Regions from separate parts of the Homo sapiens genome. Here regions 2, 3, 4 and 5 are each linked to region 1. A link is a contact called in ENCODE Hi-C or POLR2A ChIA-PET data. All regions are on one chromosome and are shown on one strand. The core of a region is the stretch at or near the end of the contact, and the rest is flanking DNA. Distances in the headings are between cores, read along the strand shown. Region 1 holds the start of TRA2A (transformer 2 alpha homolog). Region 2 holds the start of IL6-AS1 (IL6 antisense RNA 1). Region 3 has its middle 16 kb from the start of SNORD93. Region 4 has its middle 51 kb from the start of IL6. Region 5 holds the start of SNHG26 (small nucleolar RNA host gene 26).

The links. Hi-C counts contacts between places; a loop is a spot of excess contacts on that map. ChIA-PET counts read pairs that join two places held with the same protein, here RNA polymerase II (POLR2A). Pooled maps may share reads with other maps.
Region 2: a map of psoas muscle shows a loop between it and region 1 (9-fold over the local background). The contact joins the promoter of IL6-AS1 here to the promoter of TRA2A in region 1. A Hi-C loop is called at or near these places in 1 of 168 maps with a recorded cell type or tissue (psoas muscle) and 1 of 50 pooled maps. POLR2A ChIA-PET finds 5 or more read pairs at or near these places in 1 of 52 experiments (Panc1).
Region 3: a pooled map shows a loop between it and region 1 (3-fold over the local background). The contact joins the enhancer-like site here to the promoter of TRA2A in region 1. A Hi-C loop is called at or near these places in 1 of 37 single-sample maps with no recorded cell type and 4 of 50 pooled maps. POLR2A ChIA-PET finds 5 or more read pairs at or near these places in 2 of 52 experiments (B cell and activated CD4-positive, alpha-beta T cell).
Region 4: a map with no recorded cell type shows a loop between it and region 1 (4-fold over the local background). The contact joins the enhancer-like site here to the promoter of TRA2A in region 1. A Hi-C loop is called at or near these places in 1 of 37 single-sample maps with no recorded cell type and 4 of 50 pooled maps. POLR2A ChIA-PET finds 5 or more read pairs at or near these places in 1 of 52 experiments (OCI-LY7).
Region 5: a loop to region 1 is called in a map of PC-9, with 5 times the contacts of the local background. The contact joins the promoter of SNHG26 here to the promoter of TRA2A in region 1. A Hi-C loop is called at or near these places in 1 of 168 maps with a recorded cell type or tissue (PC-9), 1 of 37 single-sample maps with no recorded cell type and 16 of 50 pooled maps. POLR2A ChIA-PET finds 5 or more read pairs at or near these places in 3 of 52 experiments (GM10248, activated B cell and endothelial cell of umbilical vein).

What each region holds. Positions count from the first base shown.
Region 1 is chr7:23,530,702-23,533,401 of GRCh38, forward strand. TRA2A (transformer 2 alpha homolog) reads right to left here and starts at 1,280. Exons shown (of 8, transcript NM_013293.5): 1 at 1,088-1,280. The coding sequence starts at 1,123. RefSeq lists enhancers at 338-908, 909-1,478, 1,020-1,069, 1,090-1,139, 1,150-1,369 and 3 more.
Region 2 is chr7:22,726,342-22,729,041 of GRCh38, forward strand. It overlaps IL6-AS1 (IL6 antisense RNA 1), which reads right to left and starts at 1,279. Exons shown (of 2, transcript NR_131935.1): 1 at 1,227-1,279; 2 at 1-364. It overlaps IL6 (interleukin 6), which reads left to right and starts at 859. Exons shown (of 5, transcript NM_000600.5): 1 at 859-940; 2 at 1,103-1,293; 3 at 2,352-2,465. The coding sequence starts at 922. RefSeq lists a silencer at 274-323 and an enhancer at 309-1,508.
Region 3 is chr7:22,870,881-22,873,580 of GRCh38, forward strand. No RefSeq gene overlaps it. Among named protein-coding and RNA genes, the nearest start is that of SNORD93, 16 kb to the left of the region's middle. RefSeq lists an enhancer at 1,749-1,858. Within about 2 kb of position 1,376, at least 3 of the 41 ENCODE cell types and tissues checked have a DNase peak (open chromatin) inside an H3K27ac peak, as active enhancers do; they include B cell, where a contact is called at or near this core.
Region 4 is chr7:22,674,361-22,677,060 of GRCh38, forward strand. No RefSeq gene overlaps it. Among named protein-coding and RNA genes, the nearest start is that of IL6, 51 kb to the right of the region's middle. Within about 2 kb of position 1,256, at least 3 of the 41 ENCODE cell types and tissues checked have a DNase peak (open chromatin) inside an H3K27ac peak, as active enhancers do.
Region 5 is chr7:22,852,972-22,855,671 of GRCh38, forward strand. It overlaps SNHG26 (small nucleolar RNA host gene 26), which reads left to right and starts at 1,269. Exons shown (of 5, transcript NR_146320.1): 1 at 1,269-1,309. RefSeq lists a silencer at 1,084-1,543 and enhancers at 1,641-2,252, 2,044-2,273.

The DNA of each region.
Region 1 (2,700 bases), core at 30-2,529:
TGTTTGTATTTCTCCGACCCCAAATATATTAATAAAAACTTTTTTCTGAGCCCTCTTCGGTGGGGGATAGAGTGAGAAGAGAAATGGGAGAGGGCCTGTTAATTTTCAGGTCATCTTTTAAGTTACAGAACAGTATATACTGACTAGTTATCTTAAAAATACTGAGCCAATGAATTCGTTCAGCTATGTAAGATTAAAGAAAGACAGATTTTTTTTTTTTTACCGTAAAAACCTGTAAAGGAGTGGTCAGTTTTTAGATGAAAGGTCATAGGAAGAAGAGCATTAAAAGTTGAGATATAAAGAAGAGAAAAAACCCAACATCGAGGAATTAGAAAAATAAGGCGTGACAGCATTTCCACATTCATTTCGAAGTGAAAGGAAAGTCGAAGGGACATTAAGGGAAAAGGGCTCCTTGCGTAGTTTCCCCTCACAGCTCTCGTCTTAAGAACGCTTAAGGGTCGGTGCGGTCGTTGACTAACCACTTCATTAGGCTCGTCCCACCTTCAACCTCAAGGCTTTCGCCTTTTTAGACGCAACGCCGCCGGTTCCAACAGAGACGCGGCCGCTCACTGAAATAGAGAGCCAAGGAGACACAGGCCCCAGCTAGTCCCACGCCAGCTTCTCCCCGCCCGGAAAGCAGCCCCGCGCACTTTCGATCCCGAGACCCTCTACGATGCTCGGGGTCGCCAGAAATGCCACCGCAGGAAGCACCTACCACTATCCGGACGGAGGGGAGCTCCCTGCCGCCTCCTCCCGCCCAACCGCGACGGGGACCCACACCTCGGAGCAGACATAAGGAAGCCTCAGGGGTGGGGAGAAGGGAGGAAGCAATGCGGGGGCGGGGAGGGAAGAGGACCCAGAAGTCCAGGTATCAGTCAGCCTCCAAAAAAGGGGGAGGGGTGTTATCCGTGGTGTTTGGGGAAGGAGTGGAACCCAGAAGCCATCTTGGGATGGGAGGAATCAATCGCGATGGCTCCAGAGGTTGCTCCTCGCGGGACTACCCGCAACCCCGCCCGACCGCGCTTGTTCCCGTGAAACCCCGAGCATTGGGCCGCCGCCTAGACGGCTCCCGCGGCTTTGTACTCACTCTGCCCTCGAAGTTGTTTTCCTCCACATCACTCATGTCGACGAGGCGCTCCCCAGAACTAAATAAGAGACAAGTCTCGGCTCGAGGGCCGATGGCCTAATTAACCCGCTGACTGGACCGTGGGGAAGAGGAAAGAGTCGGCAACCACAGCCGCTCCACTCCACTCCCACTCGGTCGCAGGCTCCAGCAAAATGGCGCCGGCGCCGCCAGAAATCTCCTGGCCTCCTCAGAGCACGACGTAAAGGGGGCGGGCGTCTCTGTGACGTCACGAGGCTCCACCTCCCGCGAGGCTTTGTGTCGGCTGGGCCTGGAGCGAGGGTGGAGGTTGGCGGGCGGCCTGCGCTCTCAACCTGGGCGCCTTGGAATCGCGGTCCCGTGCTGTCCTCCAAACTTCAGACTCACCTCGGACGCGTCAACCTCTTTGAAGACTTTTCAGTCGCCAGATGAGCCTTATATGACCTTAGCCCCTTTAAATATTGTCCAAGTGGATTCTGATGTAAGGGAACAAAACATTGGAAGCGTTTTTTTATGTTTGTTTATTTTTTGAGTCAGGGTCTCGCTCTGTCACCCAAGCTGAAGTGCAGTGAAGCGATCACTGCTCACCACAGCCTCAAACTCCCGGGCTCAGACGATCCTCCCACCTCAGGCTCCCGCGCGCGCCACCACGCCCGGCTAATTTTTTTCTTTTTTGGGACGGAGTCTCACTCTGTTGCCCAGGCTGAAGTGCAGTGGCGCTATCTAGGTTCATTGCAACCTCCACCTCGCAGGTTCAAGCAATTCTCCTGCCTCAGCCTCCCCAGTAGCTGGGATTACAGGCATGCACCACCACGCCCGGCTAATTTTTGTATTTTTAGCAGAGACGGGGGTTTCACCATGTTGGACAGGCTGGTCTCAAACTCCTGACCTCAGGTGATTTGCCCGCCTGGGCCTCTCAAAGTGCTGAGATTGCAAGGGTGAACCACCGTACCCGGCCCACCCGGCTAATTTTTGTGTGTTTTGCAGAGATGGGGTTTTGACATGCTGCCCAGGCTGGTCTCGAATTTGTGGACTCAAGCGATCTGCTCGCCTCGGCCTCCCAAAGTGCTGAGATTACAGGCCTGAGCCACCGCGCCCGGCTGGAATCGTGTATATATAACAGGCTTTTGGGGGGCACGTTGTCAGCTGACTGTATTACTTTTCTTCCATATTTGCCCTGTGTAATGTCGACGTAGTACATGCACAGATGAGGTTATGATGCAAAGCCGCTGCTCCTTGCCTCGTGTCCCTGCTCCAGTTCCCCCTCCTAGAGACAGCCGTGTAGTTTTTTTTTTATAATGCTTAGCTCCCTACTAGTTTTTTTGACTTAGATATTTCCATAAAGCTTCACAGTGAAGACCTCCCAAATCTGTCAACTTGGTTCCCAATCATAGTAATAATCTCTGAGATGAGTTTTACTTGTGTAATGCAACTTTAAAAATTAGTTTCATCTTAAATTTTTTTCCTACAGTGCTTTGTAGTAAAAAGATTGACATAGACTTTCAACTATAGTTCTATGGTAGGAAAGTTCATCTGGCATTATTATGAAGATTGCTACCACTGGGGGCAAGATTTCAGCATTTGAATGTCAGTTATTG
Region 2 (2,700 bases), core at 29-2,528, 800 kb before region 1:
GGTGCCCCAGTGAAACAGTGGTGAAGAGACTCAGTGGCAATGGGGAGAGCACTGGCAGCACAAGGCAAACCTCTGGCACAGAGAGCAAAGTCCTCACTGGGAGGATTCCCAAGGGGTCACTTGGGAGAGGGCAGGGCAGCAGCCAACCTCCTCTAAGTGGGCTGAAGCAGGTGAAGAAAGTGGCAGAAGCCACGCGGTGGCAAAAAGGAGTCACACACTCCACCTGGAGACGCCTTGAAGTAACTGCACGAAATTTGAGGATGGCCAGGCAGTTCTACAACAGCCGCTCACAGGGAGAGCCAGAACACAGAAGAACTCAGATGACTGGTAGTATTACCTTCTTCATAATCCCAGGCTTGGGGGGCTGCGATGGAGTCAGAGGAAACTCAGTTCAGAACATCTTTGGTTTTTACAAATACAAATTAACTGGAACGCTAAATTCTAGCCTGTTAATCTGGTCACTGAAAAAAAATTTTTTTTTTTTCAAAAAACATAGCTTTAGCTTATTTTTTTTCTCTTTGTAAAACTTCGTGCATGACTTCAGCTTTACTCTTTGTCAAGACATGCCAAAGTGCTGAGTCACTAATAAAAGAAAAAAAGAAAGTAAAGGAAGAGTGGTTCTGCTTCTTAGCGCTAGCCTCAATGACGACCTAAGCTGCACTTTTCCCCCTAGTTGTGTCTTGCCATGCTAAAGGACGTCACATTGCACAATCTTAATAAGGTTTCCAATCAGCCCCACCCGCTCTGGCCCCACCCTCACCCTCCAACAAAGATTTATCAAATGTGGGATTTTCCCATGAGTCTCAATATTAGAGTCTCAACCCCCAATAAATATAGGACTGGAGATGTCTGAGGCTCATTCTGCCCTCGAGCCCACCGGGAACGAAAGAGAAGCTCTATCTCCCCTCCAGGAGCCCAGCTATGAACTCCTTCTCCACAAGTAAGTGCAGGAAATCCTTAGCCCTGGAACTGCCAGCGGCGGTCGAGCCCTGTGTGAGGGAGGGGTGTGTGGCCCAGGGAGGGCTGGCGGGCGGCCAGCAGCAGAGGCAGGCTCCCAGCTGTGCTGTCAGCTCACCCCTGCGCTCGCTCCCCTCCGGCACAGGCGCCTTCGGTCCAGTTGCCTTCTCCCTGGGGCTGCTCCTGGTGTTGCCTGCTGCCTTCCCTGCCCCAGTACCCCCAGGAGAAGATTCCAAAGATGTAGCCGCCCCACACAGACAGCCACTCACCTCTTCAGAACGAATTGACAAACAAATTCGGTACATCCTCGACGGCATCTCAGCCCTGAGAAAGGAGGTGGGTAGGCTTGGCGATGGGGTTGAAGGGCCCGGTGCGCATGCGTTCCCCTTGCCCCTGCGTGTGGCCGGGGGCTGCCTGCATTAGGAGGTCTTTGCTGGGTTCTAGAGCACTGTAGATTTGAGGCCAACGGGGCCGACTAGACTGACTTCTGTATTTATCCTTTGCTGGTGTCAGGAAGTTCCTTTCCTTTCTGGAAAATGCAGAATGGGTCTGAAATCCATGCCCACCTTTGGCATGAGCTGAGGGTTATTGCTTCTCAGGGCTTCCTTTTCCCTTTCCAAAAAATTAGGTCTGTGAAGCTCCTTTTTGTCCCCCGGGCTTTGGAAGGACTAGAAAAGTGCCACCTGAAAGGCATGTTCAGCTTCTCAGAGCAGTTGCAGTACTTTTTGGTTATGTAAACTCAATGGCTAGGATTCCTCAAAGCCATTCCAGCTAAGATTCATACCTCAGAGCCCACCAAAGTGGCAAATCATAAATAGGTTAAAGCATCTCCCCACTTTCAATGCAAGGTATTTTGGTCCTGTTTGGTAGAAAGAAAAGAACACAGGAGGGGAGATTGGGAGCCCACACTCGAATTCTGGTTCTGCCAAACCAGCCTTGTGATCTTGGGTAAATTCCCTACCACCTCTGGACTCCATCAGTAAAATTGGGCGTGGACTAGGTGATCTCATAGATCCTTCCTGCTGGAACATTCTATGGCTTGAATTATATTCTCCTAATTATTGTCAAAATTGCTGTTATTAAGTATCTACTGTGTGCCAGGCACTTTAAATAAATATTGTGTCTAATCTTCAAAACAAATTTGCAAGGAAGGTTTTTGGAGATAAGGAAACTGAGACTCAGGATTAAGTAACACACCTAAAGTCACAGGTGAGCTTGGAACTGAACCCAAGTGTGCCCCCACTCCACTGGAATTTGCTTGCCAGGATGCCAATGAGTTGTAGCTTCATTTTTCTTAGAGACTTTCCTGGCTGTGGTTGAACAATGAAAAGGCCCTCTAGTGGTGTTTGTTTTAGGGACACTTAGGTGATAACAATTCTGGTATTCTTTCCCAGACATGTAACAAGAGTAACATGTGTGAAAGCAGCAAAGAGGCACTGGCAGAAAACAACCTGAACCTTCCAAAGATGGCTGAAAAAGATGGATGCTTCCAATCTGGATTCAATGAGGTACCAACTTGTCGCACTCACTTTTCACTATTCCTTAGGCAAAACTTCTCCCTCTTGCATGCAGTGCCTGTATACATATAGATCCAGGCAGCAACAAAAAGTGGGTAAATGTAAAGAATGTTATGTAAATTTCATGAGGAGGCCAACTTCAAGCTTTTTTAAAGGCAGTTTATTCTTGGACAGGTATGGCCAGAGATGGTGCCACTGTGGTGAGATTTTAACAACTGTCAAATGT
Region 3 (2,700 bases), core at 126-2,625, 660 kb before region 1:
GACAATGATTATAAGCAGATTAAAAATATATAACCGCTGGGCACAGTGGCTCACGCCAGTAATCCCAACACTTTGGGAGGCCGAGGTGGGTGGATCACAAGGTCAGGAGTTCGAGACCAGCCTGACCAACATGGTGAAACCCTGTCTCTACTAAAAATACAAAAATTAGCCCGGCGTGGTGGCATGTGCCTGTAATCCCAGCTACTCGGGAGGCTGAGGCAGGAGAATCGCTTGAACCCAGGAGGCGGAGGTTGCAGTGAGCCGAGATCATGCCACTGCACTCCAGCCTGGGTGACAGAGTGAGACTCTGTGTCAAAATAAATAAATAAAATAAAATATATACACACACCATTGTGAGGGGTATTTAGTGCAAATTAAGACAAATCCTGCAAAGGACTAGAGGAACCAAATAGGACTGTGGAGGGAGGACAAAGGGGCAGGTGGGCCAGATCCATTGTAGACCAAGAAGTGTGGGAAGGATTAGGCTCTTAATTGCAGAAATGAATGTATTGCCAGAACAGTTTTTAAAAAGGTCACAATGACAACAATGAACAAAATAGCTAATGTTGACTTAAGTTTTACTATATGCCAGGGAGTAAAATAGGGCTTTACATAAACTATCTTATTTAATTGTCACAACATCCCTATGATATCACTTCTTTTGTTGTCCTTAATTTACAGATAGTGAGACAGAATGTGAATAAACTAACCTTGCATGGTCACACAGGTAATAGCCACAGAGGGGAAGGATATAGTTTACTCTATCTATCCATCTATCTGCTTGCATATCTATCTATTCATCCCTCATCTAAATATGTATCTCTACTTATCTATCTCTCCAAATACATATATTTTATTTATGCAGTGAGATCTGGTGGACTTTAATTGCAAAATAACTTGAGAGAAAAGAGAATTAATTATAAGAAGTACAGAAAAAGAAACAGAGCAGAAGCAATTCCTGGACTGTGCTGTACCAGGCAGATGGGCAATATAGTCAGTATGCAGTGTTGGCTCTTTCTTTGGGAGAATGAGGTCATATCTACTGGCAAGGCCCCCTTCCCTTTATTCCCACTATACTGCTTGGGAATTTCTGATTTAAAAAAAATACTGTTGATAACAGAAATGACCAATTCATCATATTGTCTTGACCAAAGAGCAGCTCATACTGTGACACACTTGCCTCTCTAGTATCTCTGGGGAGGATGTTCGTAAGTGAGATTGGAGGAGTAATCGCCCCCCAGGACCGTGGGATAGGTTGTGCACGTTGTATACTGCACAGTCCCATGGGGGTGTTAGTCTCTCTGAATGGAGTCCCCAGAGTTATGCAGTGCACAACCTGTGTATAAGGCAGCCCTGCCTGCCCCCACCAATAAGATCAGCCATATGAACTGCATGACCAATGGCACAGCTGGAGCCCTCTCATTTGTCACTGTTTCTAGGCACATTTGCAGATAAAATGTTGAGATTGTGATCAGATTATGATCAGAACTTTCAAGAGTTCTGGAAAGAAGAGTTCTGGAAAGAAACACTGACATAAAGGAGAAGAAAAGAACAGGAACTCCCTCTGAGTTTGCATAACTTTCAATGTTCACAGCCTCCTGTTGCCTTTCTAGGAGGTGCCCTACTGTGTATTGCTGGGGTCGTATAGCCAATTGGCGAACTAGCTGATAAACCCTGGACAGAAATAGAAACTACAAGAAGTGAAACAAAGTTCCATCCAAGAATGAAACAACAACTGATCACGTGAGATGCCCATGTCATCACTTGACCCACAGACAGGGGAGCAAATATATTGATGATCTGGTCCTCCTGCCGGACTGTTGGTATTCATCCCTGTAAGTGAGAGGAAGGAAACATTGCAACTTAATGGGTGAGTCCTTCCTTCTGGTGAATTTAACATCATGCATTTGCTAGATTTGCTAGCCATGCAGTTATGGTGAAAACAGGAAAGATCCCTTTGGGTTTAACTATAGATTAGCCATAGGATTTGCAACCAGGAAAAGACCTTCAAGATCAATTCTATTGGAACATGGACAATTAACATAAATAAACTGAGAAACAGACAGACTGTGTTACTTGTAGCTAATTATTTTAACTCCCATCTCAGCACTCTTTCCCAACACAACCCATTATCTTAACAACTATAATAGTACTAACAGCCATTATTATAACCAACATGTTTGTCGGGGAGAAAGGTGACAAGAGGAGGGTAGAGGACAGAATTAGTTGAACACTTACTCTGTGCCAGGCGATAGTTTTAAGCTTTCTACATCTATTCATTTCAATCCTCACAACAACTCTTACAGGTCAATAGTGTTTCCCTTTCACAAGTTAGGAAACTGAGGCACAGATAGGTGATTTTATTTGTTCAAAGTCACAGAGAGGGCACATGGCTGAGCTGAGATTCAAACCCAAGCAGTGTGACTATGAAGCTTATTATCTTAACTATTCCACCATCATCGAAGGATATATTTACAAGATTTTTTAATTGTAATAAATTCTGTGCTTTATCTTTTTTTAAAAAAAAAATTTAATTAACAAAGAATAGGAAGACTTTCTATTCTTCACCCGGAGATGGACGATACCATGTTACTTGGCTTTTATCCACATAGCTGTCTTATTTTAGGTGCTGTTATTTGAACCAGAGTACATCCAAATAAGTGTAGTTTAAAAGAAATCATGATTATAAGGGGTTCCCAG
Region 4 (2,700 bases), core at 6-2,505, 860 kb before region 1:
GAAAAGGCAACCATAGTTCACAGTGCTCAACTGGAAATTGTATTTGCATAAAAAGTTAGGTAAATACAGAAGTTTAATCAAAAATTGTATTATCTTGGGAGGGTGGGGCATGGGAACAATAAGGAAGGATAGTATAAGAGTTGGATGTTCATCTATCATAACAGATGATTATGTCTAAAAGTCACCATTGCAAACAGTATATCTAGGCATATCATTTAGAAGTACTGAGATGTATATGCAAGAAGAAATGGCTAAAAGAATCAAAAGTAGTTGCCTCTAGGAAGAAGCAACGAAAGAGTGTGAAGAGTGATACAGGGAACCATTGTAATTTCTTTAATACTATTTAACAATACTTTTATTTTTATTTATTTATTTATTATTTTTATAGAAACAGGGTCTTGCCATCTTGCCCAGGCTGGTCTCAAACTCCTGGGCTCAAACAAGTCTCCTGCCTCAGCCTCCCGAAGTGTTGGGGTTACAGGCATGAGCCACTATGCCTGGCTTAACTTTTTCAAAAACTAAAATTAAAAAAAAAAAATTCTTTTAGAGACAAAGTCTCACTGTGTTGCCCAGGCTGAAGTACAGTGGAGTGATCACAGCTCACTGCAGCCTTGAACTCCTCGGCTCAAGCAATCCTTTTGCCTCAGCCTCCCAAGTAGCTAGGACTGCAGGCATGAGCCACCAAGCCCAGCTAATATATTTTTTATTTTTAGGGATGAGATCTCACTATGTTGCCCAGGTTGGTCACAAACTCCTGGCCTCAAGCAATCCTCCCACCTTAGCCTCCAGAGTCACTGGAATAACAGACATGAAGCACCATGCCTTTTTAAATGATGTGCATGTATACCTTTGATTAAAATGTTTTTTTTTTTTCAAAAAGAGACAATAAAACAAATATAAAGGATGTTAGTTCTTAACTAACTCAACTTATCAACTCCTCCAGATAAGGGGTCTTATTCCCCTTCTTCTCAGCATCTGGCACAGAGAGGCACTCAACAAATGTTTGCTGTTTAATTGATTGCTTTATTGATTAATTGAAACAAGCAGTCAAAAATATTCATAGGTTTCTTGAGCTACACTGATAGAAAATTCTAGGAAAAAAATTAATAGCTAACACTCTTTAAACATCTACTATTTGACATCCTCTGTTCTAAGTGCTGGGCATTTATCATATTGCTAAATCCTCAAAACAATCTCACGAGGAAGATACTGACATTGTTCCTGTTTTATCAACAAAGAAACTGAAGGACAATGAGGTTGTATAACTCATTCCAAGTCACACAGCCAGGAAGTATCAAAGCTGGGTCTAGGCCAGGTGCGGTGGCTCATGCTTGTAATCCCAGCACTTTGGGAGGCCGAGGTGGGTGGATTGCCTGAGCTCAGGAGTTTGAGACCAGCCTGGGCAATATGGTGATGCCTCATCTCTACTAAATTAGCCGGGCGTGGTGGTAGGTGCCTGTAATCCCAGCTACTCAGGAGGCTGAGGCAGGAGAATTGCTTGAACCCAGGAGGTGGAGGTTGCAGTGAGCCGAGAACACGCCACTAACACTCCAGCCTGGGCAACAGAGCGAGACTCTGTCTCACCAAAAAAACCAAAAACAAACAAAAAACAGCTAGGCCTAAACCCAGGCTGGCTGACTCTGAAGTCTCTACTCTTGACTGATGAGCTTTATAATCAAGAAGGAGGTGTCCTGTGGTCACGCCACAACTGGAATATTATGTTCTGTTTTGAACACACACACACACACACACACACACACACACTTCAGAAGTGGAATGTAATCACAGGAAGTTGAACAGGATGTGAGGAGATCAAAAACCATAACAGTGGGTGTGAGGAATGGTTTTTAGATGAAAACAGTCTAATCATGCTTGAAGAGGGCTGATAAAGAACAGGGATTGGATTTGTTTTTTATGACCCAAGTAGTAAAACCAGAATCAACAGTAGAGATTAGTTGGGGCTATATTTCAGTTTAAGGAAGAAATTTTCCACAGTTCCATAGGACATCAAGTGCTTTGGAAATAGTTTCATTACTGAAAATCATAAGCCCATCAACCTCCAGGCTCGGAAGAAACTAAGGAATTTCATCCAGTCACCCTCAGGATGCTTGGATCACCTTTATAGCACACTCCTAAAAGGTCTTCTCAAACATCCCAGGGACAAAGAATACACCAGAGATGGCACACTCTTTTCTTTTTTAATCAGAGTTACCTGTGCACATAGTTGAGTCAAATCTGTAAGATTCATTAAGAAAAGCAGAAGTCCTTCCCTAGAGGCACCCACTTTCAATTTTCTTTGGTAATTCTTTTAGAAAGATTTACCTCTGTATTTCTAAATAACATGCTTGTATTGCTATTTCTTTATTTTTCCGTGTTAGGTATTCTCCACTAACCACCCACAATGTTGGATGAAGATTTCATTATTTCATTCCGCATACACAATACACACACCCTCTCCATGTTCTTATTATTCCAACATAGTTTATGTACTGATTTGGGTTAGATCAGTATTTAGTGTTCACATTATTATAACTACATAAACACTATTCAGAGCTGAGTCATGGGGTAAATCATAATTATTTCTCCTCTTCTATACAACTCTTGTGTTTCCCTGAAATTAATTGAAGAACCTTACTTTTTGTTTTCACTTAGTTTTTCATGTATTTATCAGTAATTCAAACCCTCAATTTTCTGCCAAAT
Region 5 (2,700 bases), core at 19-2,518, 680 kb before region 1:
ATGCACTCTTTCCTTCTGGGTATGGGACAGGACTCCCTCTGGAATGGGGGTCTTATGACCTACAGTCAAACAAGGGAAGTCAAATAATGTCTTTATGGCCAGATTTTACACAGAACGGCAGAGGGAAAGTCCCCACAGTCCTTGTATTAATTCCCTAGGGATGCCTTAACAAAGCACTCGGTGACTTAACAGAAATGTTTTGTCTCACATTTCTTGTGACTAGAAGTCCAAAATCAAAGTGTCAGCAGAACCAAACACCAAGCTCCCTCTGAAATCTGCAGGGGAGGGTCCTTCCTTGCCTCTTCCTAGCCTTTCTCCGGTGGTGGCCGGCAATCCACCGCATTCCTGGGCTTACAGCTGCATCACTCTGATCTGCCCCTGTCCCGCCACATTTTCGTGTGTCTCTGTCTTCAAGTGGCATTTTGACACCGTGTGATAAGGACATCAGTCATGTTGAATTAGGAGGGTCCACCCCAATGATCTCGTCTTGACCACATCTGTAAAGACGCAGTTTTTCCAAGTTAGGTCGCATTCACAGGTGCTGGAGGTTAGGTCTTCAATGTCTTTGGGAGTGGGGACAAATTCAGTCCTTAACACTCATGTTCTATATGTAGTGCTGCTTAGGCATCCAGCCAACAGACCTGCTTATTTTACTGCAGTCAGAATACCTTCTCCCCTTCCTCCTCACAGTCCAATGACACAGACGTGCTTTGGGGGCAAGATATTTGCGGGCCGTGGCCATCATTCTAAGCATGCAGCACTCCAGGCACCAGGAGTCCTCCCCGTGCTTCAACCCCTCTTCGATGAGTTTGCACCCCCGACCTCCGCTAATGTTCACATCCTTTAACGGGAGCCAGTCTTCTGCTACGTAATTAGACGAGTCTTGAAAGAAGCACCCAGGGGCGTGGCTGAAGACTTTAAGAAACACCAGGCAAGGGAGGGGAGTGGGTACCAGAGACACCTAACATTATTTGAGTGGCAGGAGCTTCCTCTGACCTTCAACGAGGTAAAGAGACATCACAGCCAGCGAGAGTTTGGGGCAGACTCCCCAGACTCGGAGGCCGGGGCAAAGTGGGAGCCGGGGCCAAGTGGGAGCCGGGGCCGTGTGGGGTGGGGGGGGGGGCCCAAGGCGGGGAAGGCCCGGGCCGCCGACAGGGGGCGCGCGAGGGCCTCCGGGCCCCGCGGGCGGGGCGGGTGCTGGACCCGGAGGGGCCTTCCGGCAACTTTTTGGTTGGTGCCGCCCCGCCCAGGCCCCTTTTAAACTTGATCTCCGCAGTGCCCTCCCTTTTCGGCCGCGGCGCGTGACTGGGTAAGTGGGCTCGGACCTTCTGGACGCAGGAGCCGACCACGTGGCTCCGGGGCTACCCCGTGCGCTTCCTAGGCGCGCCTCTCGCTGCCCCCACGCCGAGGCCTCGGCTCGGCGCCGCGGGGAAGCCTCCGTTAGGGCCCCTCGGGGGTGGGGGCGTCCTCGTGGCGCTTGGGCCCTTCGTCCCGGGTTAGGACGGCCCGTGTCCTTGTGCGCTTGAAGGGGCCGCCCCCTTTCCTCGAGGATCCCACCCCCACTCAGCAGAAGCCGCCAGGCGCCCGTCACCTCCCGTGCCTGAGTCCCTGCCGTCCACGCATTCGGCCTACAGGCAGCTTTTAGTCCTTTTTCAATTAAATGATTGCATTTTGAGGATCAAATTCCAACCGCAGGCGGAGGCGCCGAGCCCCGGACGGTCTCTGGGTTCTTGGTGCACTCGGGGCTCCTGCCTGCCCAGGGGCTGTGACCGCGCGGACGGAAGCCTATTTGGGAAGCGAGTGAGATCTGATGTCTGAAGCGCTTTAAGTTTCTAAGCGGGGCAGTATAATAGCGGGGTTAGCAAACACACGGAGGTCATTTCACTCGCGCAGCCATCCCCCACCGCCACCAGTGCCGTTCATTTGCTACTGGCCCGCAGTCAGATAATTTAAAGGCTTGGAGGGACGAGTCTTGCTGGAGCCGACGCCTACAGTAAGTTGAGCGGAGTGCTGTGAGCCCTAATAAGGGAGCCTGCTTTCCTCCCGAAGATTCGCTTTTTTGGGAGTGGCCAGAGCGTTATTACAGCACAGGGCCCGCTTCCAACGTTTAATCAGGGTGTGAGGAGGCCCTTCGTGGTTTTCTGACCTGGGAAAAGTCTGAACTACTGGGTTCTTTCTGGCTTGGACCAGGACAAGGTGTTGAACGCCTAACTTAGGTCTACTAAGGTGTAGAAATACGCAAGGCTGCCCCTAGAGAACGTTTGTCTGGGGAATAATGTAAGTTTTTGGAGCGGCTCTCCTGAGCATCGCTGAGCATACTAATTGTTCATTACTGGTACAAAATGCTATATAAAGGGATACTTTGCGAATTTAGTAAAATTGATAAAGATCTAAATTTACATTTGAGTCAACAAATAATCTTTGTGGCTAGCATAGGTACCACAGTTCTGTTGGAATGTGAAGCTCGTGGTTCACCTGTTTTCCTCAGTTGTGAAAGATTTGCTGCCTTTTTGATGAAACCAAATGGGACCCATTTTACCATTCTTTAATGAGGAAAGCTTGTACATTTGCAGCCTAGGTTCTAGGCATCTTTTATCCAGCGTTATAGATAGACCCAGAGCATGGACAATTTTCCCTCCCTGGAATACCTCCAGCTCTGGCGAATAGCCCTATATACAGCACAGGAAGATAGCGGTGGTA